Linked DNA regions of Homo sapiens: regions 2, 3 and 4 are each linked to region 1. The links are chromatin loops, found by intact Hi-C in ENCODE. Cell type or tissue: PC-3. All regions are shown on one strand. Each heading gives the region's core, and the rest is flanking DNA. Links, peaks and the distances in the headings are about the cores only.

Region 1 (7,894 bases), core at 1,313-6,312:
AACATGCAGCATAATAGTTTTTATGAATGATCTTATAAACACATGTATTTGAGATATAGTTTCTCTATGATAATTTATAAAAAGATCTTTACACTTTGATATGGGTTTTTGTTTAATATTTTAAATAAGCATTCTAAATTTTACTCTATTTCATAATGATTAAGAAGAGGAGAAAACAAAATGATCATTTGAAAATAGGAATAAAGTATTGAGCTACACAAAAGAATACTATATCATTTAAAGGAAAAATATGCCAAGATAAAATGTTATGAAATAGACTGTTATTCAAAGTTTGTTTTGTTGTAGAAAGTTTTTTATGTTGTAGAAAAGTTTTATAGCTTAAATCACTTAGGAAGATTTTTAAAAATATACATTTTGTACACTGGTAAAATAACAAATAGAGTAAAAAACTATACATAGAGTTCTTCAGATTTACAAATATAAAATTTATGACTACAAAATACTGCTAGCTAAGGACCAGGAAAATATGTAAAACTGCTTGGTTACAATAAATGTTCTCCAAATATTTCATTAAGTTATTCTCATATAAATTAACATTTACCAAGACCAAAGGAAACTTACCTTGCAAGAATTAGACAGTTCATTTGTGCAATCTCTGTTGCTGTCTCTTGATAAATTATCCACTTTACCTTCATTTCCAGATGCAAACTTTATGAGTAACTGAGATGGTCCCCCTTTAGAACAATTGTGCTTAAGGCTGGATAGACAGGAAATATTTGGATAAGCTCCTCCCAATGAAATACTTCTTCGTAAAATACCATGGTTTTTGTTCATCTGTGAATGTGGTCTTTCCAATTCTCCATTGATATTTATTTGACAATCTACATTTTGGGAGGATGGCAAACATGCAGATGTCCTATGCATGAGCTTAATATACTCTGAATCAGAATTAAGCTTAATTTCTGACATTTCTGGTTTACAATCACCATTTGTTGTTTCACAGTCTAATGTAGCTGCTTTTCGTTGGGTGAAATGCACTGAAACACAAGAATATCCTTCAGATGACTTTTCACAGACAGTCTGTCTGGGAGTATTATTCGAAAGAACAATTTTCTTCTGTAACGAGCCCTTCCTGTGAAGCGGCCGTATGTCTCTTACTTCTCCGGGGGTACAAATTGTTTTAGATAACCGAAGTCCATTGACAGCTGTTGAAAGAAATCCTTTAGCACTAGTGCCATCCTCATTATGTGCAATTTCACTAGGAGAAATAATAAACTGGTGTGAAGTTTGATAGGATCCTTTGCTCAGAAGAGTACACAGACTTGTTGGAGAAGTCGGTCGGGTAGTTGAAGGACTCCTAGGAAAAATGACTAAGGAGGAGTAACGTTTTAGTGGAATTTTTGTGTTCCTGCTCACTGGCAATTTCATAATCTCTAATCCATGTTCCAAGTCATCCTGGACAAAAGGATCTGTACTTGTACTTCTTGAAAAAATTTCACAAGGAGTAGTATTCCTGTTTGGCACACTTCTATTGGAGGTGCTGTCAGAAGGTAAGTTTCCACCCAAAAAAGTATCATCACTTGGTGGAAAAGTATAACTACTACTGTCACTGATGACACTGTTAGTATATGAACCTCCACTTGTGATACTTGCACATGACCCAAAATCACTACCGTTGCTGCTGTAAGACCCATTATCACTGGTTGAAAAGTTACTAAGGCTACCACTACAAATGGCTGGACTGCTTACAAGGTGACCATCATTCACAGCATTCAATTCATTATCGACCACAGCACTACTGTAAATACCATCCTTCAAGATACAAGTAAACGAAGCATCATCACTATCAGCTAAGACATTGCTAGACTGAAGATATCCACTGTACCTTGTTGGCTGTAGTGAAATCTGTAGACAGCTGCTCTTTTTATTAACATTTTCAGATGAGGGAACAGATGATCTTTCTTGAGACTGAACGTTTTCCTTTATTAACGGAGCTAGTGCAGTCTGTCTGGGAGTCAGCTTCATTTGAACAACGTTAGACGTTGAAATCCGTGTTGGTCTTTTGAAGCACATGTGAACATGGCTATCCAAGTCATCTCCGGAGGTTTCTGACAAAGGGTAAGTATTGCTTCTTCTGGCTGCAAAGTGCAATCGTAAGCTTTGTGCCATTTGTTCTCATTTCCAAACATGTTAAGGGCTGAAAGTCATAACAAAGATCTCTGTCCGTAGACAGGCTAGAAGCAGCTGCACTGCATCAAAAGAAAAAATCATTTGTGGTGCCTAAAAGAGCTATTAAGTAGTAGTCTTTATCCTAAGTAAAACATTAGATACCAGATATCATAGAAAGAAAAAGACGACCCATTCCAGAGACTGACGTTTCCAAAATGTCTTGAATCGCTTGTAGTCAAAATGCCTTCACTTACAAAGCACTTGATTTCCAGCGACCTTTAAGCTGAGCTCAGCTGCAGCACACTGACTCAAACACAGCCAACCTTGTTTCAATTATACCTTCTCCAATTTGCATGAATGAGTAACACAAGAACAACAATCTTCTAACATTTCAAGTTGAAACAGTATTTTTTCACCCCAGCTCTACTAAATGAACATTTAACTATGTGAATCACAGTGCCTATACTTTCTCCAGCCGACTTTGCCCACTAATATTTTTACCCATAGGTATAGAATTACAGGAAGTTGGTAGGAACAAAACCCCATGTAATTAAGCATCAAATCAAAGATTGAATTTCCAAATAGTAGCCATACTAGGAATCTAGTCAAGTTAGTTAATATAGGGACTGTTAATTTTTTTTTTTTAATGTGTGAATTCAAACAGTTAGGTAAATTTGGAAATACCAAAACTTTACAATGAATTAAAACTTTAGCACTACATCAAATAGATACATATTTTAGCTTCCAAAGTGCTAGTTACATAAAAAGTGAAAGCTTAAGGACAGAACTACAAAATTAACCTAGTAATACCATTGCAAAACTGAAGCATAGGTTCAAGAAAAAAAGTTTAAGAGAAGCTGTCACTAAGCATTTTCTCCTGTAATTTTAAGGCCTTTTCCAGCCAAGTAGAACAGTCTTTAAATGATGCCATTTATATTTTGACTATTAAAACTGCCAAGAAATAGCCTAAGCAAACATTCCAATAAAAATATATGCAGATTAGAAAAAAAAAACTATACCCCAAGATAGTTTGAACACACAGGATATTTTATTCCACTGTCTCTGCAATTCATTCACTTAAGAGAGTGTTGTGGTAAGTAAAGAAGTCTAAAAAGGATTTAGCACATCAAATAAACATGTCTCAATGCCAATTCTGTTCTGAAAAACTCTAAGAGCTCTTTGCTGGCCCCTGCTGGTACTTTGAAACAATCCATTTAGCTGTTTGATATCTATAAAGAAATACAAACCAAGCTGCACATTTCTTTATATAAACGAAGTACATACTTGTTTACATTTTTGAGAGCTAGCCCTACCCTAGAGGTGGAATTACTCACCAGTGCTGATAAAGCTCCCACAGTAGAGAACAGTGGACTGTTTGTCCTTTTAGAGGTTGTGATTTTGTATATATATTTTTTCTGCTTTGTATTTATTTAACCTTTATTTTCAGTTTACTAGGCAATCAAAATTTAATATTTTAATTTCTCTCTCAAATGCCATAGACCAAGGTTGGTATTCTATTTGAAAGAAACAAATTTATTTTTAAATAATACTCTAGGGTATATTTAAACCCCTCACCTAAATTTTATAGCTGGAACTCCAGTAATAAATATATACTGGCTCATTCATAGGAAAGTAAAAGGTAAAATAGTTCCGTTGTTTATACCACATGCTACTACACCCAAGTTGTATTTTGCTAAGTAAGTTTTTTTTCCTAAGTAAAAGCAAATATGTAAAACATATACTCATACTTTGTTAAAAAAAAAAAACTGCTTAAGATAGATCTGTTTTTGATCAGAATTTTCTAAACAGATTTTTAATCAATTAAGACACAAAACAGAATTATGGGAATTCATTGCATTTCATTTGACTAGAATGAAACAGCCCTGTTTTTGAATGCGTACAATAGTTGAAAACTTAGTAATACAATTATTATGTTATTTTTGCTTTTGTATAAACCACCTCCTTTATGATTTTACAGACTTCAGTCAATATTCTCTTAACATCTTTTTCTTTTAAATAAGGAGGAGTCCTGTTTTACTCTGCCTTCAAATGACTTCAGCGTTCTTTCTGGGATTAAGTGTGGGGTCTAATAACTCAAAGAATGAATCCCTTCTAATAGGCTAATCAATGAGATCTAATTGTTCATGTCTGTGGCCTAAAACTTCCAGGAAATAAGAAAAGCTCCTCTCATTATTAACATATAAAATAATGAACTCCAAGTATTTGGTCAGATAAATGTCTTCTCTTTGGTAAGCTTCACTATAAGCATCAGTTCCATGTCCCCTAACTAGATTTTAACTTTCCAGAGAGCATGGGCCATAACTACACATTTCTTCTGATGCTCCTGAGCTCATCCTGGGCTCAAAGTAAGTACCAGAAGACACCAGATAGAAGTCTGGATGGAGAGATGGATGGTGTCATCACAGTCACTCTGAATGCCTAATGCTTTCTTTCAGGATTTTTCTTGTTGTTGTTGAAGTTGATCCAGCCGCCACTTTTAAAGAAATATCAAAAAGCACTGCAGGTGGACAAGAAAGAATGACGTTTGAAAAATTTACAGAGAGGGTTTCAGCCAAGGAAATGTAAGGTAAGAGAATCACATGCACTTCCTAGCACTCTAGTCTGAGTTTAAATTCTAGGGAGGCTGAACAATTTGCATTGCTGGCTGAGGTCTGAAATTGCATAGGATCTATACTGCTATTATAGCAGTTACATGGGAAATCGGGGAACTTGCTATAAAATGTAGTCTCTCAGTCCAGCAAATACCAAAACAGGAGTGTTAATCCTAACCTTAAGTGTAGAAGAACTGGAGGGACATGGCAGCCCTCATCTGGAAAGAATCCATGCAAGTCCTACATAGAATTTCATATTCCGGAATGAAACAGATAACGTCTTAGGATTGAAGCTAAGAACCTCACATTCAGAGCTGTTGGTTACTGATCATCTACATGGAAAATAATGTGATTATCTACATGGTATGGATAGGCTCTGGGTAATCTTAATCATTGACTGAACTTTGAAGGCCAAAGTCAGCTGCGGTGGTTAATTGTATGTATCAACTTCGATAGGTTATGGTACCCACTTGTTTGGTCAAACATCAGTATAGACATTGCTATGAAGACATTTAGACATGATTAGCATTTAAATCAGTAGACTCTGAGTAGAGCACATTACCCTCCACAATGTGTGTGGGTCTCATCCAATCAGCTGAGGGCTTTGAAAGCAAACACAGGTTGTGTAAGAAGCAGCAATTCTGCCTCAAGACTACAATGTAGAATCCCTGCCTAAGTTCTCAGCTTCCTGGCCTGCCCTGCAGATTTCAGATTGAAGTCTTCACTATATATATATTGTGTGGAAATATATATATTCATATATTATACATAATTTCATATATAAAATATATGAAAAATAAATAATACATAAAATATATACACAATCTATTGTTTCTGTTTCTCTGGAGAACCTTCACTAATACAACTGCTAAACGTGAGAAGCACAGGGTCTCCACCCAGAATATAGGTGGCTCCTAAAACCGGTGGCTGAATGTGTACAGGTGTATATCTTAGACTGGTGACACAGTGCTAACTTTTGCATTGGTGGGTAGAGTTTTTTTAAGACACATCATTCTGAAATGTTCTGTCATTATTGCCACCACTACCACCACCATCACCATAATGAAACGACAATATTTTATAACACTCAAGTCTTAAAATTGGCTGGAAAAAAGTGATATAAGCCTACTCTTTATTGAAAGCAAATATCACTTACATTACAAACGTTTTCCAGATGACTAAAGTTGTTTCTGCTTAATATTATACTTGTGTTCTTCACCCTCCATTTTCCAAGAGAATTTGCTAGGAAAATGGTACATTTTAAATTTAGTTGTGAGTGCCTCAGCAGAATAAAGACGGAATGACATTTATAATGACACAGGTCATTTGTTGCTATACAATCAGGTCTGTTACTCCACCAATGGCTATAGGTTCTATAACATCTCAGGTCATCTCTATACCTCCCTTACCTGCTAAGACTAGCAACAAATCAAGAGGACTAGAATGACACACACCACCATGTTCTAATTATCTTTGGCTCTTTGTTTTGCTGGTAAACCGAGTTTCTCAAGAAAAGCTGTATTTCCCACTCATAGAAGAGCATCTAACACAGTAGATATACTAAATGGTATATCTTAGCTAACACAAGATATACCATATCAGAGAGCTACAAACGCGTTAAGTCTACGAATGTTAAATGACATTTTATATTTGTATCATGATAAAGAATTTTCCAAGTATTTTCATCGTCATTGTCTCATTTTATCCTCACAATATGCTTATGAGATAGGCAGGGCAAATATTGTTGTCCTCATTTTTTAAATGTGAGAAGGTATTTTTAGAAGGATTGAATAATTTGTTTAGGGTTACAAGCTAATACCCCAAAAGAAAGGCAGGATTATAATAGAATTTCTTAGTCCTTAGTGTGGGGATCTATAATAACTTTTTTTTTTTTTCGCCGAGACGGAGTCTCACTCTGTTGCCTAGGCTGGAATGCAATGGTGTGATCTCAGCTCACTGCAACCTCCACCTCCTGGGCTCAAGCAATTCTCATGCCTCAGTCTCCAGAGTAGCCGGGACTACAGGTGCGCACCATCAGGCCTGGCTAAATTTTGTATTTTTAGTAGAGACGCAGTTTCACCATGCTGGCCAGGCTGGTGTCGAACTCCTGACATCAGGTGTTCACCTAACCTCAGGAACACCTCCTGATCCACCCGCCTCAGCCTCCCAAAGTGCTGGGATTACAGGTGTTACAATATTTTGATTAATGTGTTATTTGTTTTTTCATATGGTTAAAAGTTTTAAAAATTTTGTCATATTTATCCATCTATAAATATCCAACTGTTAATATCAAAGGCAATACTTTTTTCTTCCAACCTATCATGACACACTTTATAGTATTATATACACAGTAAATGCTTAAGGAATGTTAATTCACTGATTAGTGTTTGACAAACAGCCATTCTGGCCATTAAGAAAGAGTCACGCAAATACTAAAGTTACTGGCAAAATGGACCAGACAATTAAGCATGGTGGAAAGCACAAATGTGAGCTGTCCCTCCTTGTGGACAACATGCAAATAACGCAAATAAAATAGTTCACCAATAATACACTCAATGATCAGGCAAAATTCACATCGGTATCAGTGGCAACAGGAAAAATAACAGTAATACCATGATCTAGCAATTCAACTCTAAAACATATCTCTTAGAGATAGACTCAGACACGTACATAGGGAGACATAAAAATGTTTATCAATTTGTAAGAGCAAAATACTGGAAATAACACTAATATCTATTAAGGAGGTTAAATACATAAATTATAGCATTATGATTTTTCAGAATATAGAAAATTATGCATCATTGAAATGTGTAATCACAGATCTCACAAATATAATGTTAAGCAAAAAAGCATATCAGAGGAATGTCTATAGAGATATACTATTTTTACAAATTAAAAAATATGCAAAATAAACAATGTGGGTTTTTGCTTTTTTGGAGACAGAGTTTCGCTCTTGTCACCTAGGCTGAAGTGCAATGGTGTTATCTTGGCTCACTGCAACCTCCACCTCCTGGGTTCGGGCAAGTCTCCCAACTCAGCCTCCCAAGTAGCTGGGACTACAGGTGCCCACCATCACGCCTAACTAATTTTTGTATTTTTATTACAGACAGAGTTTCACCACGTTGGCCAGCCTGGTCTTGAACTCCTGACCT
Region 2 (7,894 bases), core at 990-5,989, 180 kb after region 1:
TTGGGGTTGGAGTAGGAGTGGGTGTGGGTGTGGGTGTGGGTGTGTGGATTGGAGTGCCATTGCTGTGGATTGGATGATAGAAGTGGGTGCTGGAAGTGTGAGATGACATTGGAGCTCCTGGAGTTACTGACTGACTCTGAAGGGTCATTCCCAAACAGTTGCCGTAAGAATGAGAATTGTTCATTGACATTTGCTGCTCCATAAGCACCAGCTCTTCCACAATACTATCTTGTGTAAGTTCATCATCAAAAGGAAAGTAGCTTTCATTTGTCTGGGAAACAGAAGGCTCAAACTCCTTCAGTTCAGATTGCAGAGGTAACTGATCTGAAGAATGTGCTTGTATTTGATTTAAAGAAGATTCCTGTATCTGGCTATGTAGCTGCTGGCTATATGTGTCCTGTGGCATTCCTTCTAATTCCCAAACAGATTTCTCTAAGTCATTGATATCAGAGTGCTCAGGAATTGTCATAACACTGATATCTTGCTGTTGTTCACAACTGGCAGATATAAACTCAGAATCTTTAGTGATTTGTTGCCATCCATTTGGATTAAAGCTGCCAACTGACTTTGAATCACTGTCCAAGAGAAAGACACTTCCTTCAAGTTTTACTTTTATATCTGGAGATGATGATGGGGTTGTTTGCTGTTCCAAAGCTGAATCACTGATAACAAGGGCAGAGGAATTCAAGGGTTGATTTGCTCCTATGTGTGAACTGACATTTACTGATACCTTGCTAGGAATCTGAGCACCTGCTGTTGAACCTTCTGTTTTCCCTGAATGTGGAACCTTTTGGTCCTTCTTAACACTGCCTTGTTTCTGCCCTTCTATGGTAGCTGCTGAAAGCTGTTCCACAATTGGTTTCTTTACAGGAGGCACCTGGGTCTCCTGCAATGTAGAAGACAGTCGTTTTCTTGGGCTTTTAGTGCATAATTTAGGGTCTTTATTGATTGAGTCACCATTAGGTGGTGAGCTGCTGCTGGTGAAAGTTAAGTTCTGAGAAGCAACTGATAGAGTGATAGTGCTTTGATTATTGCCTGTTGACGTGCCTGGCAGCATTTCATTACAGCGACTTTTACATTTGGTCCTCTGGTCACAGACCTTAGTTGCTTTTATTTCAATGACACCTTCATTTGAAGGTTTCTGCAGTGCTCCGTCTGTATTACTTTTCTGCCCCAAAAGGGCACTAGGTGTCTGGGGAGCTTTAGCCTCATCAGAGTTCTCTTGGCACTGTACAGGATGCTCATCTGATGATGTTTCGGGTTCCACTTTGACTTCCACAGCAGATGTTCCCCCCGCACTGCTGCTCCTGGACCCAGGAGACTGAAGCGACACGACAGAACCATTCTTGATCTGTGGAACACTCCTTGATTCTTCTGTTGTTCCTGTAGCACTGCTGACTGAGGCAGAATGTTTAAGAGGGGTGTTACTGTTGCTGGGTGTGAGGGATATTGTTGTCATTTTCACCACATTTAGAGAACTCATGTGTGAAGCGGGTACAACAGCAGTTTTGATGGGACTACTAGTAAAGAGGACAGTAGTTGGAGAGCGAATGGTGAGTGCACTGGTGTTCGCTGGTTTGGGTAAGATCTGAGGGTAACGGTGCCGGGCAGAACGATCCCCACCAGGACTGGCTGGAACGTTCTGGGGAGTCTTTGGTGCCTGTTTCACAGACTGCATGTGCTGAGTGACCACCTGTACATTGAGGGGAAGAACTTTGCCGTCAGAAGAACTCATTGGACTCGGTGAAGTTACCAATTGCCTAGTCCGCTGGACCTGTTAAAAGATAGCAAAAAATCAGATTTAACAGGTCTAGCCTGTAAATAGTAATTCATGTATCTGTATATACTTTTAAGTCATTTATTAAATGTTAATGTTAAAAAGAAAAAAGTTCCTATGTTAGAAGAGAGTTCTTCTAGACCAGGTTCTACACAATCAGACACATAAATGTAACAAATGCAACCATAATGCATTATAATTAAAAAATATGTAAGAACATTAAGTTACTTTTCAATTAAGACTAAAAGCTTCACACCTGTGATGAATATTTGCTGAAACAATGATTTAAGGGGGTTACAGGAAGAAGACATAAAATCTTGAAGAAACATACAACTGTAAAGGTTACCTACCAGAATCTATGCTAAGATGGCTCACTCATAGGGGAAACTGTCTTATAAATGTGTCTACCTTAAATGTCTGTAACTAAACCACTGCAAATAAGATACAACTACTGTCTACTCCAGTTTGCCCTATAATGAATAGTGCGGTTACCATGTATTTCATATTTTAATAACACGATGATGATAATAGGAACAAGAAAAACGACAAAATACTTCCTAAATATTATTATCAATAATAACATAAAGCACCAACTTACTCTCATTTTAAAAGTCCCTTCATCATAACCTCAGTTGTGTGAGATAGGAAAGGAGGAGACTGTTTCCTTATCTACAAATAGAGGTTAATAAACTAGCTAAAGAACTTGGCCAAGGTTCTAGTCCTGTATCTGATAAGCCACGGATAGGCCTACATTTAAGTAATCATTACACATTAGAATTTTACTCCATCTGAATGTAAAAAAGAAAAGCGTTTAAATTTTAAAAAAAGACTGCAATTAAATTATCTTGGCTGGGTGGGGTGGCTCACGCTTATAATCCCAGTACTTTGGGAGGCCAAGGCGGGTGGATCACTTGACGTCACAAGTTCAAGACCAGCCTGGCCAACTAAAAATACAAAACACAAAAATACAAAAATTAGCTGGGTGTGGTGGTGAGTACCTGTAATCCCAGTTACTCGGGAGGCTGAGGCAGAATAATTGCTTGAACTCAGGAGGTGGAGGTTGCAGTGAGCCGAGATCACAGCACTGCACTCCAGCCTGGGAGACAGAGCAAGACTCTGTCTCAAAAAAAAAAAAAAAAAAAAAAAAATCTTGGCTCAGCCAGGGATGAAACAACTCTAAAAATGAGAAAATTACTCACTCTTACATAAAGCTCTGAGTGGTTATGTGCATACTTTGTATGTCTTGGATCTTTATATTTTCAATAATGTTTCATAGCTTACTTTGTAATCAACAACATACATCCTGAATAAAAGACTGAAGGGGAATGAATCTTCCTGTGGTCACAAAATCAGTTTGTGGCTACTCTTATACCTGCCTTCTTTTCATCTGCCACTTTTAAGTAAACAGTTGATTTCCCACCATCCCAATAAGGCCAAATACTATTTAATTATATTACCGGAATGGGACTAGGGACAGCTGCCACAACGATACCAATAGGTTGAGGAGAAAGGATTGAAGGATTTCCATTAGGAAGATTAGTCACTCCATTGCTTGTAGCACTTTCTGACTTTTTTGCTGCAGATTCTCCTGGCAAAGGGGATTGTAGTTTCTGTTCTTGCTGCTTCTTCTGGATTTTCCGTTGCAACTGCTGTTTAGCATCAATTGGAGATGGCAAAGTCTTCACCTGAGGCTGAAAGGAATTACTTTCAGCTGTAGGTATAAAAGCAGAAGGCTGGGTAATTCCTTTCATTCCTGAAAATAAACAGAAAGGAAAGCTGCAATAAATACTCTCCTTTATAGAAGGGAGGTTCCTTTGAATTTCTTTGAGAATGTAGCCATCTACTGGACAAAGCAACCAAAATGGCAAATTTTAACTCACAATTTCTTTATGAAGCATTAGACTTCGAATTTATAAACAATTGTCAATATAGTTTTGTCATCTTACAATATGGTTCAACTCAGGCGACAGTTTCAGTTAACAACAGGATTTTAAAATCAGGTGACAGTTTCAGTTAACAACAGGATTTTAAAAACCGTAGCTATATCGTAAATGTGCAGAAGCTGAGATAAATGCCAACACAGCATTTTTACATTTTCTCAAAGGTCAGTAAATTTCCCTCCCCCCATTTCTAATCAGAAATAAATACATGTATTTTCATGATTTTAATATTTAGCCCATGAGGGGCATTCAATAATTCAATAAATATTTGCTGAAGCCACTCCTCATAATGGAATAAATTTGTATGGAGAAAACAGTTTTTAATCCTACCAGCAATTCATGGAAATAGGCACTATTATTTTATTGCTACTATACAATGATTCCAGTATGACCTAGAAGAAATTCAGAAGCAGAATTTCTTAACAAGACTAAAGTTAAGATATTCCAAAAAAGTGTCACTGAGAAAACCTTTAAAACAGTAAGATAAACACTGAAAAAAATTGACAAAATAAGCAAAATATAAATTTTAGGAAAAATGGATTATAAAATAAAAATTTTTTAAAAGCTCATTTCAGATTTAGGGCGTGGCATTGAGATCATTAGAAAGTAAGTTGTGGGCAGTAAAAACAATGAAGAGAAGAAAGGAGAGGAACAACTATCCTGCTGGTACACCTTGCCCTTTCTTTTCTTTTCCCCATCCCAATTTCTGCTTTTCATCATTCTAGTTAACAACAACAACTTGGTGTGGGGAGCAGGAAATAGACAATGAGGAAGCTATAACTCTCTCCCCATACTCAATAATGATGAGGATCTGTTGAACCCCCAGCCCCTTTTAAAAATCACAATTTTTCATCTCAAATCCAGCTCCAGTTGTTTTGCCCCTTTCCGACCCCAAGCCTCAGCTCTGGCTTCTCAGCACCTGCACTCTGGAGAGCCTCTGCCAATGGCTCATAGCTTGGCTGTCTTATCCTTCCTGCCAGGGTTTTGAGACAGGAATGAGTTCCAAGCAGCTGACTTACAAAAGGACATTTGTAACACAACCTGTTCTTAATATGGAGACTATATTTATAAAAAAAAAAATTCACCTTCAAAGGATAAAAATTAGTCTACTATCGAAGGTCTTTTTTGAAAAATATAGTAAGGGCTGAGATCAAAATTTTGAGAGACATTCTAAAAATGTTTTGAGTAATGATACAATTGGTAAAGTATTTACCCTCTCAGGCTGATTGCTTTCAAAAATGGAGTGTCTTTTTAATATATGTAATTTTTAATACTTTTGTTAAACTCACACCTTTATTTGCACTTAGACCTTAAAAATTCATTCATTCAATTCATTCAACATTTCCCACAGTTAGACTTTGTGAATGACAGAAATAGGAAAGAGATGTTTCTTTTCCCCATGATACCTCCTAAATCCTTCATCTGTTGATGTACTCTTTTAGGTGTTGGCAGGGGCAGGAGAAAGACAGCAGAGCAAACTGAAGGGTTCATTCCTTTTAAAGCTTATTTTACTATATGACATTATGATATAATTGAGTGAAGCTGGGCTTTGGAGACAGACAAATCAGAATTCAAATCCTGGCTCCATTACTTATGTGCCCATGGACAAGTTAATTGACCTCCCCAAGTCTATAAATTGGGAATAAATATCACCTATCTCACAGGACTGCTGGGGGAATTAAATGAGGTAACATAAGTGAGCTATTTAGCTCGATAAGGCTGGTCAAGCATTCTCCTGCTGGTCAGTACAATGAATAAACAGACTTAGGTCATACAGTTTACATGCAGACAGGAAAAACTCTGTGACACTCTTTTTCTGAAATGGGTCTTCAATTGACCACAAAAGGAGAGGTTACACACACATACATCCCACATACTAAATGTAAAATTAGAAGAAAACGGACTCATTATTAATGTGTAAAAGATACTAAAAAAAGAAGTGAAGTTAATTAAGAGACTATAATTCTGGCCAAGATAAATCTATTGTAGATTTTTAAATATTCAGAATTAACACTTAGAAGGACAGTCCTTGGAAAAATAAGTCTCTGATCACTATATCACTACATTTTTAACAGACATCCTGATTTTCTAGAATAATTTATCCACTCTAGGTTTATAAGGTATAACTGAAATAAGATATTTTTAAAAATTCATCAGAACTGTTATTTTACACAACTATTAATTTAGGAGGGAGTCATTCTAACAAGACTGTCAATTCCCAAAATTGTCGATTCCAAAAACTCATCTTTGAATAAAAATAGTCATGAATACACAGTAAAAAATATCACTCTTGTTATTTTTTAGTAAGGCTTTGTACGGTTTTGTTTTTTTGAGGCTAAGTTACCTGTCACAGTGTGCAAAGATAATTTTATTTATAAGCATTAGTTTCTGGAATGGGAATCTAACAAGTAATTTTAAAATTTAATCTTATTATTTTACTTCTCTTATTAATTTAGATACACATATACATATATGTACATATAAAAGTACATATAAACACATTCTATAAATGTAAAAGTAGCAATGGAAAAATTAATAACATATCAGCTGGGGAATCTACAGTTTCATATGCCAGCAAAGCAATATATAGAAACATAGCATTAAGCTTTATAATGAAAGGATTATTATTTTCTTGGCTCAACAGACCCATCTGAATTTAGTGTTAAGCGGAGTAAGAGTGAACACATGCAAGTACTAAAAGGATGAAGTTCTTTGATCTAACTCTTCTTTTGCTACCAATTCTAAATACAATAATACCTCTGTCAGTTTTTAGCTTGTTCACAGTAATGTTGTACCTGCTGGTGCTGCTGCCATTACAGTTAGAGCTGCCATTGACTTGGTGCCTATATAGTGACTTTTTACAAGGAAGCGGGCTAATTCCAAGACGGTGTCAAATGGTTGGCTTAACACTTTCTGGGCCCACTCACACACAAGACGGCAAGCAGAAGAGATAACTTCTTCATCAATATTTTGAAGCTGCCCAGAAGGTTCAGCTCCTTCCAACTAGGCAAAGAAAAAAGGAAATGTTAACTTGTAAAAGACCAGAGAAATTAAATTGAAGCATGTTAAAGATATGTATTCTTAATTAGAAGATACAATATAAATCTGTGGGTTAAAGTAGTATGAATTGACCCACTGGCAGACATATAAGAGCTTTGCAAATAAGGGACTCATACCCACTAGTGCACAGCAGTCAGCAGCCTTGCGAATATAACATTTTAAATGGTTTTTAAACATACAAGAAGACTGATGTTTTGAATCTTTCTAATGTCAAAACTATGCCAATAGCCACACATTTTTTCTAAAATTCCTATAAAACATATTACATGATGACTGACTTTTTCCTCTTGACTATACACACATATAGTCAATATGTATTTTGGAAATATCGAGAAATCAGTAACTTCTAAACTTTTGTTCCCCCAAATTTCATGTTGACGTAGGTCATATACACTAACATTTTTCAGCCACTGTGTGATTTTTTTTTTCTTATTTGTAAAAGGCACAGTCGCTAGGCTTAACCAAATGAGACTTTGCAGGATGCATTTCAATGTTAATATAAAGGTACAATTTTACTTATTAAAAAGAAAAGGCTGAATTCTTACCCCATCTCCAGTTTTGTGAAAGTCAAGGTTGGGCAGTGTTGGCATATGAACAAAAGCTTTTTTTCTTAGTCCACTGTAGCAATATGTAATAAACAGTTAAGGTCTAAATATTCAAAATTAAATGAATTGCTTATACAGACAGCACTTTAAAAGTAACCATATATGAAATGAGAAAAAAAAATCAACATGACATAACATCTACTTTCTGAATTCTTCAGTAAGAAAAACCTTAATATTAAAAACTTGGGACACTTTTACTCTTTTGAAACTGAAATACCCCTTTAGAATGTTAAATACTACTGTCTTAAATGAAAAGATTCTCATCTGTTATAAATTTTATGAATAAATGTTCCTAATATGCTGTGCCAGCCACCAGTAACAAACAGGTCAGAAGGAAAGGAATAGCCAGATGGAAACCTGGCACAGGGAAGGGAAACTTCAGCCCAGGGCTCTGGGACAAAAACAACTCTTAAGAGTGTCACAAGGGCTTTAACCTTTTCGTTTCTCTTTTTCCACTGAAACATACAGGATTATCGCCTGTAACATGCCAAAGACACATCAAAACATTTTTG
Region 3 (7,894 bases), core at 1,416-6,415, 130 kb after region 1:
CCCATTAGAATGGCATTCTTTGGCTGGGTGCAGTGGCTCACGCCTATAATCCCAGCACTTTGGGAGGCTGAGGCTGGTGGATCATGAGGTCAAGAGATCAAGGCCATCCTGGCCAACATGGTGAAAACTCCGTCTCTACTAAAAATACAAAAATTAGATGCGTGTGGTGGCATGTGCCTGTAGTCCCAGCTACTCAGGAGACTGAGGCAGGAGAATCGCTTGAACCTGGGAGGTGGAGGTTGCAGTGAGCCGAGATCGCACTACTGCACTCTAGCCTGGCGACAGACAAGACTCAGTCTCAAAAAAAAAAAAAAAAAAAAAAAGAATGGCATTCTTTGCTTCAGGGAAAGGCTGATTCAGCCTGTAACAAAGAAGGCAATTGAAGGGCTGAAAAACTGTGTGTGCATGCGTGTGTGTGTGAGTGATCTCTGTGTGCATGTGTGTGTGTGTGTGGTCTGTGTGTTTAAACTCAGAGCAGGCATTCTTGACCGAAACCCTGCACATGCAATAGGTTTGAAGTCAGATGCAAAGAAATGTAAGTTTATTTGTCGATAAAAATAGCCCCTAATTTCTACAAATGGTAGAAACATTTCATTCTGCCCCATGAAGATAAAAAACATCCAGTTTAAAACCTCATTTCTTTTGGAAAAATAACCAATTCAGAATTCAAATTTAATTAATTCGAAGTCAAACTCGATGCTTAGGCTTTAAAAAATCTCCTTTTCCCTTTGCCCCAGAGGTATGCTGTGAGTGCAGGTGGCAGGTGGCATGTATCCAGCACTGCACTGTGGAGAGGAGGGCCTGAGCCTCTGTGACCTCCACTCCTTGCTGGCCTCAACCAAGGTGTCTGTCTCTCCTGTGTGCACCACTGGCTACTGCTCCTGCCAGCCTGTGCTGTAGAGGCCTGTGGTGCTTGTGCTGAACTCCTGCTCAAGGTGTCTGCCCTCCTTAACTAGAATCCAGTTCTCGGGGCCGTGGCCCTCTCAGAGGCTGTGCCTCCTGCACAGAGGCACGTGGCCTCTGGAGCTCACCCATGATACACACAACACCAGAATCCCCATGGAAAACCACTGTCCTAGAGTGCTGCTCTACTTCATTCCCATGTCAGTGTGGGGCATTGTTTAAGGCAGGGTCCTTCAAAATTTCCAGATGGAAATGGTACATCACCCCCCAGAACCGTCCCCAGCCCTAACCTCTAGAGGAATAGCCAAAGTCAGATTCTCCCTCCCTACCCAGCCCCATTCACAGAGTTGGAGAGCCCTGTCCTCCTCAGACTCTCTCCAAACGAGAAAGGGTTTTTATTGCCTTTTTTTCTGTGACAGCAAGTGGCCATGACCTCATGTTCTCTACTCTATGGTTTACATTAAAAATTCTTAACTTAGCCCTCTATGCTTTGGATCTAGATATTTAAAAGCAATGTTTTGCAAGTGAAAAACAGAACAAAACCGTGTTCCATCTCAGTTGGCTGGCCTTTGTCATCGGTGTGCAGGTCATCAGCCTGTTCTCCAGTCCATCCCTACCCTGCCCCTGCCCAGCATTCTTGTCTGGGGACCCTGATGCTTGCAAACCCCATGGCAACTGGCTCTGGCTGGGATGGCCACTGGGAGATGCTAGCAGGAGATAAAGACAGGGGTGGCAAAGGAGAAGGCTGGGTATTTCCCTCTACCTCAGTGATAACTCTGCCGGAACTGACCCTGTGGATGCAGCTTCCTTGTAGGTTCACCATCTGCTCCCTTGTCTCTCCAGTCTTGGTGGTGGTGGTAATCTCTGGGTGACTTTGCCATCCACTCTTTGGTTTCTCACCTCCTCCATTTCCTTTTTATCCAGTTACCTATGTAATTTTTCTCTAAGTTCTTAGAGTGGTTTCTATTTTCCTGGTTATACTCTGATGATGTATCTAGCTTCCAAGACTCTTGATGCTTTTTTTTTTGAGATGGAGTCTCACTCTGTCACCCAGGCTGGAGTGCGATGTCATGATCTCGGCTCATTGCAACCTCTGCCTCCTGGGTCCAAGCGATTCTCTGGCCTCAGCCTGCGTAGCTGGGACTACAGGTGCACACCACCATGCCTGGCTAATTTTTGTATTTTTAGTAGAGAGGGGATTCGCCGTGTTGGCCAGGCTGGTCTTGAACTCCTGACCTCAGGTGATCCACCTGCCTCGGCCTCCCAAAGTGCTGGGATAACAGGCATGAGCCACCGTGCAGGGCCACAAATACTCTTGCTTCTGAAATGGGCTTCAGGAGTTCAACAGTGACCCTTTGTATTCCTGCTATAAAAATCCTAACTCTTCTTAAGACAAGGGATGGTAAATTAGGGGAAAAGTCATGACCAAAGAAGTACAAAAATAAAAAAGCATATTAATATATTTCAAACAATTTCACCACCAGAGCATCCACAGCACTGTATTGTTACGTGAATAGACATTTTTGCTGCCCAGAATATACGCCCTATATGCTCACAGGGCAGAGTTCTCAGATGTTCCTGTACTCATGTGATCTTTCTTTGATCCTACACCATGTCTCTTACCTCTTACTTTTAGCAGATTATATCCCATTCAATAGCATCCAAAAATCTTCTGCTAACTTTTTGGAGAACTCAGGTTAATGAAGTAATGGTGTGCATGTTCAGTTGTAACAAACCAGATTTTACACACTAACCAAAATGTGGATTCAGTAAAGAGTTTTAGAATATCAGTGTGTAATGACTGGTAATGGCTGGTTCAACAAATATACTAAAGTTTGAAGATCCAAATGAGTCCACACAGAGGTCACACAAATCAATTGTCTGTTAGGCCAGACAGGTAATGTACATGGTGAAGGTAGGTCCTATGTGTTACAAAGGGAGCAGAGGGACTGTGAAATCCAGAGAGGATGTGTGTGATCTCATAGGGAGATTCTCCACCCAGTGTCAGGTGATTCCAGCATCTGAGAATGGGGACCCATTATGATGCAATTTTTGAATTTTTAAAGAGAAGCCAGAAATCTAGACTGTATGTGAAAATCTCATGACTTGTAAAGTAATATCAATTAACTAAAATTTTTTTAAAACATTGTGCAAATTTAACAAAATCTGTCTTGAGCTACATAGGACCCCAAGTCAGCAGCTTGCAATCTCTATCCTAATTTGACATTTTACACTGCAGCAGTATACATGATATGCTGAAATAAGGCTGCCTTAACATTATAAAACTTGCTGACTGATGTTTTAGACTTACCTTCATAATATGGCATAGTTTTTGGAAGATTCTCATTAGTATGAAATCTATATCCTCTTTTCATGGTGGGCCAAATTTGTAAAAATAGCCAAAAAATAACAATAACATGTATACCTTTTATAATCAGAAAAAATTTAGCCCACCATTAAAGGAGGATATGAAAGCTAAATTTGGTAGGCCAAATTTTTTATCCAGAAAAGTATTCCAGTAACTTCCCATTTCTCTTGGCTCCCAAGCTACATGTATCTAGCACAATGCTAGAGATTCAAAAACATACTCAAAAAATCCCTGACTTCAAGAAATTCCCATTCTACTCCTTCCAATAGGTAGAAGGCCTATGACTGTGGCAGCAGGGCATTCCAACTGCCTGAGGGAGGGAATGTGGAGGAGCCTGGTTCATTTATTTAAAGCATTATAGCCCAGTACTACATCTCAGATCTTATCTCTGCCAAGAAAGCTGCACTGTCATGCTTTTCTGCCTGTGTGTTTGTGCATTACTCTCCACTTCAGCCTATTGAAACATCACTTTAACTTCAAATCTCAAATACACCATATCCAAAACTCTGCTAACTTTTTGGAGTTATTCTTTAAATTTCCATAGAACATTTTGTTTGTATTTTGACATTTATATTCTGCTTCGAAATACAGATTCTTCCATTCTTGTCTTATCCTTCATAGACCATAAAGCCACTTCAGGTATCATCTACATATGGTATTTCAGCACTGGCAGGGCCTAGCAGACAAAGTGGGCACTCTTAAGATTTGTTTTGAGTTGCTTAGAAGACGCATTCTCCATCTAGTGGTAAAACTGAAAAACTGCATGTAACTTTTGCCTTCTCTAACACAATTATGATATAAAACTGGAAGTAATACCAAATAATTTTTTAAAAATAGTACCTCATTGATACTACAGATTGTTCAAGTCTTAATCTATTTTGATAAAACTGTGAAAAAGTAACTATGTTACTTTTCAAGCTGACATAAATCTTTCTTACAGCATATTTGATTAAAACACTTTATCTAAGCTGGGAGTGGTGGTGCCTGCCTGTAGTCCCAGCTCCTCAAGAGACTGAAGTGGGAGGATCACTTGAGCCCAGGACTTCAAGGCTGCAATGTGTAGTCATTATGCCTGTGAATAGCCACTGTGCTCCAGCCTGGGTAACAAAGTGAGATCCCTTCTCTAAAACAAACAAACAAAACTTTGTCCAAGAAATTTCTCTAGATCAGGGGTCCCCAAACTCTGGGCCGTGGACCAGTTCTGGTTCATGGCCTGTTAGGAACTGGGTGGCACAGCATGAGGTGAGCTGCGAGTGAGCATTACCACCTGAGCTCTGTCTCCTGTCAGATCAGCAGCAGCATTAGATTCTCATAGGAGCACAAACCGTATTGTGAACTGCACATGTGAGGGATCTAGGTTGCATGCTCCTTATGAGAACCTAATTAATGACTGATGATCTGAGGTGGAACAGTTTCATTTTGAAACTCCATCACCACCCGCAAATGGTGGAAAAATTATCTTCTAAAAAACCAGTCTCTAGTGCCAAAAAGATTGGGGACTGCAGCTCTAGATGATAAAAGGTGAGAAACACAATCATCACAAGGTTCCTTTAAATAGGTAAGTTTACTTTTTATATCAAGTGTAGACATGGATTTGTCACTACTGATTTCCTTTTTTTTTTTTTTTTTTTTTTTGAGACGGAGTCTCACTCTGTCACCCAGGCTGGAGTGCAGTGGCGCAATCTCGGCTCACTGCAACCTCTGCCTCCCAGGTTTAAGTGATTCTCCTGCCTCAGCCTCCCAAGTAGCTGGGATTACAGGTGTGCACCACCACACATGGCTAATTTTGTATTTTTAGTAGAGACAGGGTTTCACCATGTTGGTCAGGCTGGTCTCAAACTCCTGACCTCAAGTGATCCACCCTCCTCGGCCTCCCAAAGTGCTGGGATTACAGATGTGAGCCACTGCGCCTGGCCTACCACCACTTATTTCTGACTCATGACTAAAGGTAGATATTCTCAGACTCTTCTAGTTCAGCAAACTTATATTTGTGGAATTCATGAACTAAAGGATTCTCTACAATATCTGGTTCTTAGTAGAATTCGAGCTATTAATCACTCAAGGTTAATTCCAGAGAAGTTAAGTCTAATTGTAAAAAATGTACATTTTTACAGCAGTGTTTACAGTAGGATTGGCAGTAGCTGGGGGCCTGCCCAGGAATCTAGGGGTCTTACCTGACTGATCTTCATGCATTTGCAGCTTTCGTATTCCAATTCCTCCTTACTCTCCATTTCCCAGGTTTAACAGGATTTCAGGGGAAAACAGTTCTTACCAGCAATGGTGTCTACCCTGGTTAGTTGGAGACCTAGCTTTAGCAATGGTATTTTTTTTTTTTTTTTTTTTTTTTGAGACGGAATCTCCCTCTGTCCCCCAGGTTGGAGTGCAGTGGCGCGATCTCGGCTCACTGCAAGCTCTGCCTCATGGGTTCACGCCATTCTCCTGCCTCAGCCTCCCGAGTAGCTGGGACTACAGGTGCTCGCCACCACGCCCGGCTAATTTTTTTGTATTTTTAGTAGAGACGGGGTTTCACCGTGTTAGCCAGGATGGTCTCGATCCCCTGACCTTGTGATCCATCCGCCTCAGCCTCCCAAAGTGCTGGGATTACAGGCGTGAGCCACCGTGCCCAGCCAAACATTGGTATTTTTTTTAAAACTGGCTTCCTAAAAAAAGAAAAAGAAAAATTAAGGTAGTTTTGACATTCAGGCTGAAATAAAATGATGATACAGTGCTGTCATGAGCTGAATTTTTAAATGTCATGTATTATGTAGACCAGCTATCCCCAACCTTTTTGGCATCAGGGACCAGTTTTGTGGAAGACAATTTTTCCATGAACAGGGATGGGGGTAAGGGGTGCGAGGGGTGGAGGTTGGAGGAGGGGTGGTAGTGGTGAATGATTTGGGATAAAACTGTTCTACCTCAGATCATCAGGCATTACTTAGATTTTCATGAGGAGCGCGCAACCTAGATCCCTCGCATGTGCAGTTCACAGTAGGGTTCACGGTCCTATGAAAATCTGATGCCTCGGCTGATCCTCACAGGAGGCGGAGCTCGGGCAGGTAATACTCGGTTGCCCGCTGTTCACCTCCTGCTGTGTGGCCAGGTCCCTAACAGGCCACTGACTAGTACTGGTCCACAACCCAGGAGTTGGGGACCCCTGATGCAGACAATCATTCTAGTTTTGTTCTGTGTAGCTCTTATATTCTTAAGCAAAAAATGTCTGGCATTAACTACAATTATTGTGGTACAGTTTGCCCATGGGTGATAGATTGAAAAACATGGCCACCATATTTTGCAGTTCTTCTCATCAACAGGTAGAGAAACTACTCAGTTTTCTACTAGTTCTCCATCTCTTGAACCTGGGTTGACCATTTGACTTGCTTTGACCAATAGAATGTGGTAGAAGTGACAATGTACAAGTTCTAGACACTCAGCTTCATGGTGCTTAAGGGCCCCTAAGGTCACTATGTAAGGAAACTGGTCTAGTCTACTGAAGACAAGACAGCATGGGGGAGAGAACCAAGATGCTACAGCTGATAGCTGGTGCCAACTCCCAGCCCTGTGAGTGAAGCTGTTTGGATCTTCCAGCCCAGCTTAATGCAGCCAACTAAGTGAGCCCAGGCAAGCCCAGCAGAAGAACTGTCCAGCTAACCGTCGAGCATGGGAAGTAAGATATTAGTCAAAGCTAAGCCATGGGGCCAGCCCAAATTCAAGGGAAAGGGAGATGGCCTGTATCCTTTGATATGTGGAACTCAACAGAATTTGCAGTAATTTCCATCCGTCATAGTATCTATGTTTATTTATCTATTGCTTTGTAACTAGCTATCCCAAAGTTTAGTGATTTAAAACAACCACCACCTATCTATCCACAATTCTGCAATTTGTGTTTGCTGGACTTAGGACAGTTCACTGCCTGCAGCTGGGAATTCAAGATAGTTTTACACATATGTCTGGTGTCTCACTGTGATGCCTGGGACATCTGGGGCTTGGCATCTTTCTCTCTGCACGTGCTCTATCCATCTGGGTAGCTGAACCTGTTTCCATGGTGGCTTGGGGTCTCCAAGAGGGCAAACGTGGAAGCTGCCTGGTCTTTTAAGGCCTAGACCCAGAATCTGCACAGTGTCACTTCTGCTGCATTCTGTTTGTCAAAACAAGTCACAAAGCCAGCCCAGATTCAAGAGGAGAGGAAATCAATTTCATGTGACAATGAGGGAGATAGAAAAGATTTTATGCTCATCTTTAATCTACCATAGTTTATTCTTTGGCCATTGATTGTTTGCATTTCTTCTGCATGTGAAATACATTCATATCCTCCCAAGAAGCCCCAGTTAGATCTCTCATTCAATATGGAAGCAGTTCAGTGTTCAGAATCTCACTATCTGTCTCAGGTCTAGATGTGAATTAGACTGCTTGGATGCAGCTTTTTCTCAATCTGGAAGTTTGTGAACTAATAATTCAAGTTATCTGCCACCATCACTGCCCTCGCCCAACCCCAGATATCATAGTGTGAAAGCGATGAGATAACTGTAAGAGATACTCCCATTCCCAAGGGGAGGAGATTGAAGGCACATGGCAGGCACAGATCCTTAGCAATTCTGAAATCCAGCCAGGCACACATTGCCAGTC
Region 4 (7,894 bases), core at 1,526-6,525, 73 kb before region 1:
TAAGGGTTAAACATTTCCTTTGAGATCAGGAAGAACCATTCTCTGGCAACTCCTCCATAATCCAATCCCTTTTCACCATCAAACTCAATCCACAGTCGAGCCTTCAGGAAGTCTGCTCTCTTGACACCCATAATTCTCCGGTAAGAGTCTTCAAGAACAGTTGCTCGGCGAAGTTTCATTTCAAATTTGTTTGGAATGTCATTCTGAAAATCCAGAGGAGAGACGTACTGTTTAAATCAGTTCAACATAATAACAAACCCATCTCTCATAAAGTTATAACATTCCCTCTACACCCTGTGTCCAAGTCTCTTTTTCCTTACGTAATATACTCAGGGAAAACACAACTAGGTATATTGTCTTGGTTTCCTCTATGGTATGAGACAGTTTCTGCATTTTCTTTAATCACTTAGTAATATAGACTTCTTTACATCTGAAGAAGCTTTTGTTTTTGGAGACAGCTCTGTAGTCCAGGCTGGAGTGCAGTGGCGTGAACATGGCTTACTGCAGCCTCGACCTCATGGGCTCAAGTGATCCTCTTGCTTCCGATTCCTAAGTAACTGGACCACAGGCGCATGCCATCATGCCTGACTAATTTTTTAAGTTTTTGAGGTCTTGCCATCTTGCCCAGGCTGGTCTCAAACTCCTAAGCTCTAGCAATCCTCCCGCCTTGGCCTCCCAAAGTGCTGAGATTACAGGCATAAGCCATGGCACCCGGCCTAAAGAAGCAATTGATGGTGATGGTAATGCCCCCATGAAGGCATTTCGTTAACAGTCCTTTTCATATTAAGTTCCAATGAACACCGTTCTGTGACCTGTAGGATAGCCACTGCCTGCTAGCTGTTGTGCCTGTCTGTTCAGGCTTTTCCCTACCTCTACTTTCCTCCCTGGAGTCTATCTTGCTTCACTCATTAACAGATGGTGACATTTACAGACTGTGCCAGTGATATATTCTGGCTGTGTCCCTACCCAAATCTAATCTTGAATTGTAACTCCCACAATCTCCATGTGTCATGGGAAGAACCTGGTGGGAGGTGATTGAATTATGGGGGCGGATCTTTCCTGCACTGTTCTCATGATAGTGAATGGGTCTCACGACATCTAATGGTTTCTATGCACAAGCTCTCTCTTTGCCTGCTGCCATCCATGTAAGATGTGACTTGCTCCTCCTTGCCTTCTGCCATGATTGTGAGGCCTCCCTAGCCATGTAGAACTGTAGGTCCAATAAACCTCTTCCTTTTGTAAATTGCCTGGTCTCAGGTATGTCTTTATCAGCAGCATGAAAACGGACTAAAACAGCCAGGCATGGGTACCCTGGAATGGCAGGTTAACGTGTTTAACCTCATAACAACACTATGCGAAAGCTACTATTATTGTCTTCATTTTACACATAAAACTGAAGAAGACGACTTAAGAAAGTCTTAGCTCCTGAGTCTGTGCTCTTAATTAATGGAGCTACATTGCCTCACTAATCTTTTGTACGTTCTTTGCTTATGTGACAAATGTACACAACTATGCTTTAGGCAGAACTTATTGTAAATTTTACAAAAGATATATCTAAATATTTTATTCCTCAGTACTTCATGGGCAAATTTCCAGGGGAAACCAGTAAGAGAAAACATGCCATCAATATTCTGTCACCTCCAAAAAAGAAGGTTAGCTCTAAGGAAAAAAAATCAATTTCATTCTCAATTTATTTAGGGAAAATGGAAAGCCCTATAGAAACATAATAATGTAAGCAGTTGATATAAGCAATATAAGCATGATATGAGCAGTTTCCTATACTGCTTATGTCATTAAAAAAATGGTAAGCTTGCAGAACAGCAACTTTAGACTGGATACTAGGCAGCTGGTGCAGGTAAGCATTTATCAAAGGCCTACTCTGGGCCAGGTGGTATTGTAGTAGGGCCAACGATGGGGAATAAAGGGAATAAAAACATAGGGTAAGATGTCCTTGCTTCCTCAAGGAGTTTCTCATCTGGCGTATATGTGAAAAACAAGTGTAAATGATGCTAATTCTGAGACTTAAAATAGGAGGACAATTGCTGATGATAGAGATGGAAGCAATGTTCTGCAGGGCATAAAAGACTGAGCTATTGACTTCAAATGAGGCAATCAAGAAGGCTTTGAGAGGAAGTCTTTAGACAGAGAAAGGGAGGGAAGGACGGAGGAACAGCATACATGAGAGGTCTGATATATTTAATACCTAGAGGGCACAGAAGGAGAAGAAGGGAGAGGAAGGGAAAGAAGGCAGGGATTATAGGGGAAAAATGCAAAAAAGTAGTCTGGGGCCAGAGGGTGGACAGTGTGAATGCAGTTAAGAAGAGAGTTTCTGGGTTGGGGAGCCACACGGTCAGATTGCTGGGTTCTCAGAAGCTGACGGGACAGGGTGTAAAGGGTGGTTTTAAAGAGGAGAAACAAGAGGCACACTGGTCAGTTAAAGACCCCTGGAATAGCTGAGTGAGAGAAGACAGAGGGACCTGTGAAGGAGCAATGGTAGTGGAAGAAGAGGGGGGTACAAGAGAACTTCAGTGTTTGAACTGAGTAGTAGACAAGTGCATGCATTCTGGAATCTGGTCCTGTGTTATTGACTCCACCATTCACTAGGAGTGACACTTTGGGCAGGTTACATGTCTTTTCTAAGGATTAGTTTCCTCATCTATAAAATAGGGATAATAATAATGATAGCTACCCACATGGAGTTGTTTCAACTCCATGCATTAAAAATGCTTAAACAGTATCTGGCATATGGTAATTATTAGCCATCATTATTCCTAACTACAAGATGTTGAGGATAAGGAAGAGGAAAAGGTTAAAGACAGTGCACGGCTTTCAAGCACCGGTTTTCAATTTTTTTTTTTTTTTTTTGAGACAGAGTACTGCTCTGTCATTCAGGCTGGAGTGCAGTGGCATGATTATAGCCCAGTGCAGCTTTGAACTCCTGAGCTCAAGTAATTCTCCTGCCTCAGCCTCCCAAAGTGCTGGGATTACAGGCATGAACCACTGCACCTGGTGTTTTTAATATTCTTTATTTCTGTTTTGGTGTTACATGTTCTTACATTCTAAGTGTTCTGCTCTTTTGCTATGATGTGTCTAGATACAGATTTTATTTTTAAAGTACTGCTTGGGCCTTTTTACTAATGTGAGAATTCATATTCTTAGCCTTCTCCTCTTCATGATCTTGGTCCCCTCCTTCTGGGGTGACTTCATGTCTTTTAACCTTTCTTTTATATGTTTATCCCCTTACATACCTTTGTTGCATTCTGGGTAATTTCCATACAAATTAATTAATTTCTCTCTTAATTCTCTTAGTCACCAATATGACATGTCATGTTGCTTAGGAACATGGGATCTGGAGCTAGACCACTTAGCTTTTCTACTTAATAACCATGGGACTTGATCACATTACCTATTCTCTCTGTGCCTCAGTTTCCTCATCTGTGAAAGGTAATAGTAGTCCCTTCCTTACAGAGTTATTGTAGACATTAAATGAATAACATATGTAAACTTCTAAGAAGAACGCCTGGTATGCAATGAGAGATCAACAAATATAATTGCTTTTATCATGGTTTTTTTTTTGTATTTTGAGGCCTGTAATGGCATTGTCTCCCATCTCCTGCTGCCTGGAAGACATTAATAATTAGATACTACAACATGTTTCAACCACTCAGAGTGGCAAATGGAGAAGCTAGTGCTTCTATTCCTCCAGCGTATTCTCATTAACAATGAAAATATTTAGCAGAACAATAAATCAGTAAACATTTAAAATCCCAAAGTCTAGAAGTAGAAAACAAATTTCCAGGGAAATTTCGACACAAAGTTATTCTTTTTTTCTTTTTTCTTTTTTTTTTTTTGAGACACTCTGTTGCCCAGGCTGGAGTGCAGTGGCGCGATCTTGGCTCACTGCAACCTCTGCCTCCTGGGTTCAAGCGGTTCTCCTGCCTCAGCCTCCGGAGTAGCCGGGATTAAAGGTGTGCGCCATCACACCTAACTAATTTTTGTATTTTTAGTAGAGACGGGGGTTTCACCACGTTGGCCAGGCTGGTCGTGAACTCCTGACCTCAAGTGATCCACCCACCTCGACCTCCCAAAGTGCTGGGATTACAGGCATGAGCTACTGCACCTGGCCCACAAAATTATCCTTAAAAATGAGTTTAGAAAGTTTATGATATTTAAGGATTTTATTAGGGCATAAAATGTTTACACTAAAAAAACTATCATGTTTTCTTTTTGCTAAAAATTTGGGTGAAACTCTGAGGTGGCCCACCCACCATCTTGAATATTTGTGAAAGCCAGCTTCTGGCTTAGAATGCAAGAAAGTATAACCCAATATGGCCACCTAGTGGTAGTATTCCTAAACTGCAGGCAAAGGAGGACAGGATGAGCAAGTAAGAGAGGCGTTAAAACTAGTAAACAAAACCAGGAATGAAACAGATGGCCAGATGATGAGTTTAGTTCCAAACATATTGCATTTGTGGCGATGGGAAAAAGTGTAGTGAACATAACTGATAAGCATAAGGAGACAAGTCACAAGAGCACAGTTCCACTCATGATTGTATTTTTAAATTATGCAGAGACATTACATTTGAAGCCGTAGAGAATGAATGACTTTCGCTGGAAAACAACAAAGTCATAAAAAAATCCAGACCGTCCTCCAACACAGTCAAAGACTAGGCCAGAAGATAATTTCCTGACCCACTCTTGCTCAGATTCTACAAAGATCAAGCCCCATAAACCCCACAGGGATACACCAGGTTAGAGCTCTGGAAAGCAAACTTTAAATGCCATTTTTCTATATTATAAAATATACTGAAAAATAAAGACATAAACTAATTATGGTCTGTAGTGATATATCACAGCTACTCAAAAAATGAGCATCCTTTCTCTAGGAAAAACTGTTCACTCAAAGTTGTTACAAATATAGAACAAATTATTACTGTAAAAAACATTTCCCATTACTTTCCATCTATATATTGATGACTCTTAAGTATTTATTATAAACATGACTAACCTGCTTCTTCAACTTTCTTCGGAAGAACTCATACTTTCTTTTGTAATCCCTGGAGTAGGGCACTGCCTTTAGTTGGAAATTTTGGAAAAATAAAGAAGTTTAGGTTGTTTTTATTCTGGAACAATTTTTATTTGTTGTATTTTATGAACGTAAGGGCATTAAAAGAAAAATATTTGGAAAGAAAAGTTTAATTAGAAGAAAAACAAATACAAAACTTTAAACTTTAAAATATTTAATTTCTCTGTTTAAGATAAAATTGTATTCAGCAATTCCTATGGCTGTAATTTTCATTATGCAATATTCTTAAAATGCAGCATGCCAGAAATAGGAAATTTCTTCCAGGTAGAGAAATATTAGAAACAAAAATTTCCATTTCTAAAGAGACTTTCAAAGTGATTTCTCCATTAAAGGGACAATGTGAAAAGCGTACTTTTTCCTTGAACTCCAAGGAGTTGCCTTTTTGAGCCATTAAAGGACTACATGTTGAGACAGTAAATAGTAATAAAAAACGGTATCTTCAGTTTTATTTATTTTTATGAATTAGAAAACAAAATCTGAATAAAATGGAAAAAGCAGCTATAAAAAAGGATAATTTTCCTATCAATCTGACTCAAGAGTAGTACAATTATCATACGTGGTAATATTTATACTTAAGTGTGGATGTGTCTTACATACTGGGCATTTACAATGATTTCTTTTTCTTTTTCCTTTTTTTTTTTTTTTTTTGAGATGGAGTCTCGCTCTGTTGTCCAGGCTGGAGTGTGGTGGTACAACCTCAGCTCACCACAACCTCCGCCTCCTGGGTTCAAGTGATTCTCCTGCCTCAGCCTCCCAAGTAGCTGGGACTACAGGTACCTGCCACCATGCCCAACTAATTTTTTTTGCATTTTTAGTAGAGACAGGGTTTCACCACGTTGGCCGGGCCGGTCTCGAACTCCTGACCTCAGGTGATCCACCTGCCTTGGCCTCCCAAAGTGCTGGGATTACAGGTGTGAGCCTGGCTTGATTTCTATAAAAAAATTTAAGAATGACCCTGGAGTGGATAGGGTGCTGCTGCTTCCTCATCCGCATACACTCTCTGCTCCTCTCTGATTTGTGGAGGACTGTCATCATTCTTGTTCAGACAGTGGGAGGCACCAGCCTGAGCTCAGCAGCCCACACTGCCTTAGCATTCTGACTGTCTGGCTCACTTGTCCCCTCACTGCTATTGCGTAGGGTAAGGATAATGACGTTATAGAATCTTTTCAAATAACTGAGACTTGGAGTATGGGAAATGGGGGAGAGGAGAGAACGGCCAATGTGCTTTCCTCTCAATGCCTGTAGGGTTATGCCCGTGACTATCTGCTCTTGAAGAGACAGGTGAGCGGACAGTCCCATCAGAGCACACTGGCAGAGAGACTTACTGGTCCAGTTATTGCTACATTCTCCAACCGAGGATCTTCCCATTGTGTTCTTTTTATATCTGAAGGGAAGAAAAAGAAAAAAGATGTACTTTCTCACACATAAAATTTATTACAAAAAATAACATAATGAAAAATCGCACTGCACATACTGTGATTTATGTAGAAGATTCTTCCATCTGTGTGAGTTCTCTCTTCCCATCCTGGCTATAATTAAAAATGTATTTCAATTATTTTAGGAGAGGGGCGTAGATGAATGGATAGAAAAATAGCACTGGTTGTATGGTTAATTTAACTTGCATATTCCATTCCATTCTTAGAAGGTATCAACATTTTAATAATAACATTAATTATAGATGATAAAGAAATACTATACCCGAAAATGCAAAATATTTGAGATAGCCAAGTTAGATGGGTTAGCATTTCTATACACTTACAGGTAAAGGCCCTAGATCATTGGAAGTATCAAGTGATGTCTTTCCTCTCAGATGGGCTGGAATTTTCAATCTTGGATCTTCCTTTTTTGGTAGAGTAAATAAAGAACAATACACACAAATTTTAAAATAATCAAAGTCAGTCTGTTACCATGTTTTCTAACATCAATGGATATTTAAAATATTCTCTTGTAAAAGTCAATTTATACTTTATTTCCTAAATATGTGACACAATATTTTCTCCTTCTAAAATCTATCACTGTCAGGCTATAATATCAAAAGGAATAACGATCAGTTCTCAGGGATCACCACTAACTGGTCATTTCTTTTGCCCCGCTCTTTAGGAAATGTGTCACTATATAGGGCTTTTCTCTATGTAAAAACTGGTGAAAGAGTAGGACATTAAATTGGACCACATGATATTTCTTTCTTTTTTTCTGAGGTGGAGTGTCGCTCTTGTCGCCCAGGCTGGAGTACAATGGCACCATCTCAGCTCAATGCAACCTCTTCCTCCTAGGTTCAAGGGATTCTCCTGCCTCAGCCTCCTGAGTAGCTGGGATTACAGGCATGCACCACCATGCCTAGCTAATTTTTGTATATTTAATAGAGACGGGGTTTCTCCATGTTGGCCAGGCTAGTCTCGAACTCCTGACCTCAGGTGATCCACCCGCCTTGGCCTCCCAAAGTGCTGGGATCACTGTGCCTGGCCCTGGACCACATGATATTTCTAAGCCCCAGAACATGCATTTTGCCAGCTATCTGTTCAAGGGTCGATTAATATTTTTGAATAACAGGAAGGTAAGCCCAAAAAGGTTATCAAAGGCCAATTCAGAATGTTAAAAAAGAGAACAAAATTAAATTTATTTGGTTTAATTTATATATATTATTTTAATATTATTAATTTATTAAATAAGTTTAGTATTATTTAAGCTATGTTGGTCTTTTAATAATTAATTAAAATATATTCATCTGCTGCTAATTTTAAGTAATTTTTTTTTTTTTTTTTTTGAGATGGAGTCTCGCTCTGTTGCCCAGGCTGGAGTGCAGTGGTG

The links. A loop is a pair of places that touch in the nucleus more often than their neighbours do. Peaks named below come from ENCODE experiments on the same cell type or tissue, not always from the same donor. Only the 100,000 strongest peaks of a DNase experiment are listed, where the experiment ranks them.
Region 2: it touches region 1 in a loop (13-fold over the local background); 4 of 110 quality-filtered maps call a loop at or near these places.
Region 3: it touches region 1 in a loop (7-fold over the local background); 15 of 110 quality-filtered maps call a loop at or near these places.
Region 4: a loop joins it to region 1, with 2.8 times the contacts of the local background. A loop is called at or near these places in 6 of 110 quality-filtered maps.

What each region holds. Positions count from the first base shown.
Region 1 is chr15:55,914,702-55,922,595 of GRCh38, forward strand. The region is part of intron 5 of NEDD4 (NEDD4 E3 ubiquitin protein ligase); the gene reads right to left. Among named protein-coding and RNA genes, the nearest start is that of NEDD4, 75 kb to the right of the region's middle. In PC-3, for the core only: a CTCF peak has its summit at 3,322 (motif pointing left); a DNase peak (open chromatin) is centred at 3,390; H3K4me3 peaks cover 462 bases; H3K27ac peaks cover 2,314 bases.
Region 2 is chr15:56,094,847-56,102,740 of GRCh38, forward strand. RFX7 (regulatory factor X7) reads right to left here. Exons shown (of 10, transcript NM_022841.7): 7 at 7,323-7,407; 8 at 6,513-6,720; 9 at 3,235-3,530; 10 at 1-1,774. Among named protein-coding and RNA genes, the nearest start is that of NEDD4, 110 kb to the left of the region's middle. In PC-3, for the core only: a CTCF peak has its summit at 3,621 (motif pointing left); no DNase peak of the experiment used is centred there.
Region 3 is chr15:56,048,953-56,056,846 of GRCh38, forward strand. No RefSeq gene overlaps it. Among named protein-coding and RNA genes, the nearest start is that of NEDD4, 59 kb to the left of the region's middle. RefSeq lists a silencer at 631-806. In PC-3, for the core only: a CTCF peak has its summit at 4,013 (motif pointing left); a DNase peak (open chromatin) is centred at 3,979.
Region 4 is chr15:55,841,961-55,849,854 of GRCh38, forward strand. NEDD4 (NEDD4 E3 ubiquitin protein ligase) reads right to left here. Exons shown (of 29, transcript NM_006154.4): 15 at 6,846-6,926; 16 at 6,561-6,615; 17 at 6,412-6,470; 18 at 5,009-5,074; 19 at 1-203. Among named protein-coding and RNA genes, the nearest start is that of PRTG, 100 kb to the left of the region's middle. RefSeq lists an enhancer at 4,074-4,615. In PC-3, for the core only: a CTCF peak has its summit at 4,371 (motif pointing left); a DNase peak (open chromatin) is centred at 4,351.